2 separate regions of the Homo sapiens genome follow, and region 2 is linked to region 1. The links are chromatin loops, found by intact Hi-C in ENCODE. Cell type or tissue: Calu3. All regions are shown on one strand. Links, peaks and the distances in the headings refer to the core of each region. The heading gives the core; the rest is flanking DNA.

Evidence for each region. Peaks named below come from ENCODE experiments on the same cell type or tissue, not always from the same donor. Only the 100,000 strongest peaks of a DNase experiment are listed, where the experiment ranks them.
Region 2: a loop joins it to region 1, with 15 times the contacts of the local background. A loop is called at or near these places in 1 of 110 quality-filtered maps.

What each region holds. Positions count from the first base shown.
Region 1 is chr1:217,027,998-217,030,817 of GRCh38, reverse strand. It overlaps a transcript of ESRRG not described here. Among named protein-coding and RNA genes, the nearest start is that of ESRRG, 310 kb to the right of the region's middle. In Calu3, for the core only: no CTCF peak of the experiment used is centred there; a DNase peak (open chromatin) is centred at 1,397.
Region 2 is chr1:217,310,234-217,313,053 of GRCh38, reverse strand. No RefSeq gene overlaps it. Among named protein-coding and RNA genes, the nearest start is that of GPATCH2, 320 kb to the left of the region's middle. In Calu3, for the core only: no CTCF peak of the experiment used is centred there; no DNase peak of the experiment used is centred there.

The DNA.
Region 1 (2,820 bases), core at 76-2,575:
TTTTTGCACTTTGGAGGTACTCTCTGAAATCCAGACTGGCCACATTTCATGTGCTCAATAGTCACTGCATGTGGCCAGTGGCCACCACATTGGACAACACAACCCTGGAACATGTTTATAATGTAAAATTTGACAAATGCTCAGCCCATCTCCTTTAGTTTATTGACATATCAGTGAGCAAAGAAAAAAATAACAATGAAGACCTTAGAACTGGGAGAAGGCTTAGAGATCTTGTCTAACACTTTATTTTGTAAATGAGGAAGCTGGGGATCAGAAAGGCTAAGCGGTATGCTCAAGGTCACACAGCTAGGCTAGCAGCAGACCTCATACTATAACTCAGATTTCTAGACCTGCCAGTGGCCTTCCCACCACACTGTGAAGTTTTTCATAGTTAAACCTAAAAGGTAAAGTGGGATTAATGATTTTCTACCTGGGAGTCATAGGAAAATGGTTGAGTTTCGGGTAATGGTGGTCTGTTTATCCCATGCGTGGCTCAGTGTCTGGTTCTACTTATGGTCTGCTGCAAATCTGTGAAAGGTCTGGTTGGGAAGAGGGCTGTTATCTATGGCCACAGAGAAGAGTGAAGGGACAGGGAGGCTTGTGGTTTGATCACTTGGTTTATGGTCATGTCCATGAGAGAGAGAGACAAAGAGAAAGAAAAAGAGAAAGAGAAAGGGAAAGGGAGAGAAAGAATCTCTGTGTAGGCACTGCCTCCGCACCACCTTATTCTTTCTTTGACATGGTCAGCATCCCAGTAGAAGGTGGAATCTAGGGCTGTAGTACAGTGTGCTAGTGAGGATACCCAGCTTCGGTTTTTCTCTTTTCCCTGCCTGGGAAATGCCTGTCCCTGTGCTAAAGGGAGGGCTAAGCTGAGTAAATATTAGTTGTGTCATCAAAGCAAATGGAAGAAAGAGCGTTTCATTGCTTTATAAGTAACCTCAAACCCGCGCCTTTCCTTAGCCATTCCTTTCTTTTTGGTCAGCTGCGTTTTTATTTTTTGGACCTGACTCCTTTTCTTTTCACTTAAGGGAGTTGCAGACCAGCTAAAGAATGTTATGAATAGGAAAGGCCTGTAGTGCATTTAGCTTGGGAAAATATCCCCTAGAATAGATTGTTTCTGAGTCAAGTGTATAAATATTCTGGCTCAAGACTATACCCTTTTTCTTAATGAATTGGTCTGGCGGTAGTTAAAGCCAAGTGTGGTCTAGCAGAGTGCTCCAGAGAGAAAATTGAATGGACACAGAGCCCAGTCATAGTTTTCAACTTTATATAATGCGTTTCGCAACATATTAGAAAATTAACTTTATGACAACTGGCAGGACCTGTTGTGTAAGTCAGTCCATTTGGAAGCAGTTCAGTGTCTTTTCCTGCTTCACCTGGGCCTCCCTACTTAGTGAATTTTGAACACACAAACAGCAGCCGTGGGCCTGCTCAGTTTCCTGGTGAGTCATTCAAGTTTTTCTTCCCTTACGGTCGGTTTCTGAGCTAGTGAGTATAAAAAAAGGAATTTTTCATGGACTACTTTAAAAAACGACTGCTAATCAATTTTTCTTATTATTTTATGCCCTCTGCTTTTACACTACCCCCACCAGCTGGTTAATCATGCAAAAGCTGAACACTTCATTAGCTAGTACATGTTCGCCCATGGGCATTTCTGTAGTAAATTAGTTCTTTCTATTTATACAGGTAAGTCATGGCCAAAAGTCTTATAAGATGCCAAAGGTAAGGGTTAGAATTAATTTCTTCTTTTTTTTTTTTAAGTTTTTCAGAGAGCTCATTTTAAACTCTGAGCTGTAATGGTACACAATTACTTTTGAATTAAAGATAAATTAAAGATAAAGAGGGGTCCAGTGTTGTAGCATAGAGATGGCTAACATAGCTTTTGGTGCAATGCTTGCATTTCAGAAAGCAGGGGCATAAGGTGCAATACTTAGTATTTTTTCAAGGTAGGGCCTAGAAAACAATTGGGAAGAGGCTTTTTCAATGCAAGTACAAGGCAGGATAGAGGCTAGACAGAGCCATCAATGAATTCTGTGCTAGGGTTGGTGCCAGATGCCCATGTAATTAGGCATATAACCCATGCACAAACCTATGAACTACCTGTGTATTTTTTGCTATCTTGTGAAAACTTCCTGGAATTTGAAAATATTCTTTGCCAATTTTATTTTGTCAGAAAAACTACTTGTGTAATTGGAAGGAAATAGTGATGGTGGACTCCTAAAATGTGCTATTCCCAAAGACATAAAATTGAACCCAGAAATTTCTCTCACCCCTCTCCTGGGAGAAATTATTTTCACTAGGGGCTCTGCAATTTTGCAAATTCACCTAACAGGAAAAGCTCAGGCCCCTCTGAACTTGGCATCAAATATCTTGACATGTCTGTCCTCCAAAGCAGTATTGGACTTCTGTATTTACCAGCCACAATTCTTTGTAGGTATGAGGAGAGTTGCTGTCTCCAATGTGGGTTCTCTCAGTCTTTCCATTTTCTGTAGAGCCTTTTCAGCAGGAGCATCTTCTGGCAACACCTACTCTAGTTGTTCCTTGCATGTTTTAAGTCCTTCCAGGTCTATACATGGAGAGGTAATGGAGATAGAGGCTGAATTAATTTCTTCCATAAAGCTGAAGTAAGATGCTATTCTGTAAGACCGATATCCCTTTGTAGGTTATAATGAGAATGTACATGCACTGTGGAGGTGATGGGGTGGGGGCGTGTATAGAAATTCTAGACATGGGATCCAGAGGGAAATGCAAGGCCAAATCTGTGCGCCACTTGAGTTTTTGTGATTCTCGTGACAGTTTCTAGAAAATGGAATGAATTTC
Region 2 (2,820 bases), core at 75-2,574, 280 kb before region 1:
GCCATTGACATCTAAAGCACCATTGGATCTTCTGAATTATATGACCCAAATGGCAGAGCAGCTTGCACAACAGCTTGGCACTGTTGCAGAGCCTTCTCCTGTTCTGGGCCCCACTCAAAACTAGCAGGTTTTCCAGTCACTCAGTAGATGCACTGGAATAACACACCCAAATGAGAAGTGTGTTGCTTCCAAAAATCCAAATAAGCCTACTAGGCATTGTACCTCTTTCTTGGTTGCAGGAAAGACCAGATGCAGCAATTTATTCTTCACCTTAGAAGGGATATCTTAACATGCCCCACACCACTGGACCCTTAGAAATTTCACTGAGGCAGAAGAACCCCAAATGTTAGTTGTATTTATTTTCCACGCTCTGACATGCAAATGTCTTATGTCTTACTAATAAGTCCACAGTAGTCACTACTTCACTACTCACTAGGTCCATTAGCAGAATGTAATCAATGTGATGGACCAGTGTGATATCTTGTGGAAGGGAAAATTGATCAAGATCCTTGGAAACTAAACTATGACATAGGCCTGGGGAGTTGATGTATTCCGGATGTAGGACAGTGAAGGTGTATTGCTGGCCTTGCCAACTGAAGCAAGCTGCCTTATAGACAGAAAGGGAGAAAAAGGCATTTGCCAAATCAATAACTGCATACCAAGTACCAGGAGATGTGTTAATTTGCTCAAGCAATGAAACCACATCTTGTATAGCAGCTGTGATTGGAGTCACCACTTGGTTAAGCTAATAATTCACTGTTCTTTTCCAGAATCCATGTCTTCTGCACAGGCCAAATAGGAGAGTTGAATGAGGATGTGGAGGGAATCACCACCCATGTATTTTTCAAGTCCTTCATGTTGGCACTAATCTCTGCATTTGTCTCCAGGGATATGGTTTTGGCTTTAGTTTACCATTTTCTTAAGTAGAGACTGTTCTAATGGCTTGTATTTGGTCTTTACCACTACAATAGCCCTCAGTACACAAGTTAAGGAACAAAAGCTGCTGAGTATGTCTATTGTAATTATGCATCTGGAACTGGGGAGATGACCACTGGATGGGTTTTGGGTACCCACTGGGAGGCAGACTTGAGCTAAAACTACATTGATTACGGGACCTCCAGAAGCACTTACACTGACTGGGTGGCTGCAGTGATGTTCCAAGACTCTTGTTAGTTGAGATCCAGGATCTAGTAATCCTGAAAGGTCTGATTATTTTCTTTCCTCCAATGCAGTTACCCTGGTAAAAGGCAGGAAGTCCCATTGGGGAAGAATGGGGGATAGATTAATGGTAAATTCTCACTAATGTACCAGGTTTCTTCCTGGAGGGGACCCAGCCTCCTCTTCATTCAAGGGGTTCTGGATCTGTAAACTGGCTCAAGTCTGGGAACTGATTGAGGGGCTGTGATTCCCTCTTTTAATCATTCAAATTCAACTCTTGTTCACTTGACCTGAAAGTTTTCTGCCAATACAGATCAAGTAAGAACTTAGTAGGTTTATTCTTTATTTCACTCCTAGGAACATCATGATTTACTAGCCAGCACCACATTCATTCAGCATATGAATCTACATGAGTCAGACTATTCTGAATGTTGCTTTGCTTCTGCTGTCCATTATGGTACCTACACCCACCTTGTTATGGATGATTGAATGCTGCCGCTTGTCCCCTGCCACCCTGGGATCCAATCATTACCATTGCATTTTTTTTTTCAATTGAATGACTGCAATTCTCACTTCAAGGACCTGTCTTCAGAGAAGAGCAATCACGGAACTCTTCAGGGATGTTGGGGCTCCCCTTGCAAATCTATTTATCAAAGTATTGGTGAAAGGTATGTGTGGGTGAGGAGGTTTTAAGTGACAAATCCACTCTAGGATTCCAGTCTCCCTAAGCCTTTGCATCCCTTCCTCTATTGTAAACTGGGAGATAGGGTGTTTAGGTCAGCTCCTACTCACTCATGGTGGGCTATCTTTTGAGTCAATCAACCAAAGTGTTAGAACCTTTCCTAACTCCCTGAACTGCAACATTAAATGCATAATCTCAGCTTAGTAGGCCCATACCAACAAACTTGGCCTGATCCAACTTTATGTTCCTTCCACCATTATCCCACACCCTTGATATCTATTCCCATACATGTTCCCCAGATTTCTGCTTATATAAGTTAGAAAACTCAAGTAGTTCCTTTGTAGTGTAGCGCACCTCCTGGTGGGCCACACTTTGTACCTCACTCTTAGGGGCCTGCTGGGACTTGAGTCTCTTTATAGATCTAGAAGCAAAGAGGGGTGATAGAGTTGAGTCCTGAGGAGCATCAGCAATTGCCTTGCTTGACAACTGACTCAGAGGAGGACATTGCCATTTACTCAGGCAAATGCAGAGTTAATCCCCTGTGGGATCAGAGGTGGAAAGGCTGATCGCACTGTGGGTGGGAATGCGCTGCTGCTAGGAATGGAGAGCACTGGCAAACAATGCTCGTCAGAATTTAGGAGCTTGATGTCCCAGCCTCACCTGGATTTTCCCACACCATTACACTCTGACTTATGGGACCTCATTCTTTACCAACAAATGCCCTCACTTTAAGTGGACAGCCTTCGAGACTGAGAGTTCAACTTTTGTTGTTTTTCAGCCAATTGCATGATGAGGGCTTGTGTTTGATTTTCAGCTATTTCAGCCCTGCGTCTGCAGGAGAGAAGATGCTCCCTCAGGGCACACTTAGAAGCTCTTAGGCTGTTTATGGTTTTCCACAAATGTTCAAAGGTATCATATACACAGTTACCAAGCTCCTTGCCTTTTATAAGTGGTTAGTTAGGAGTATCAAATACAGATGT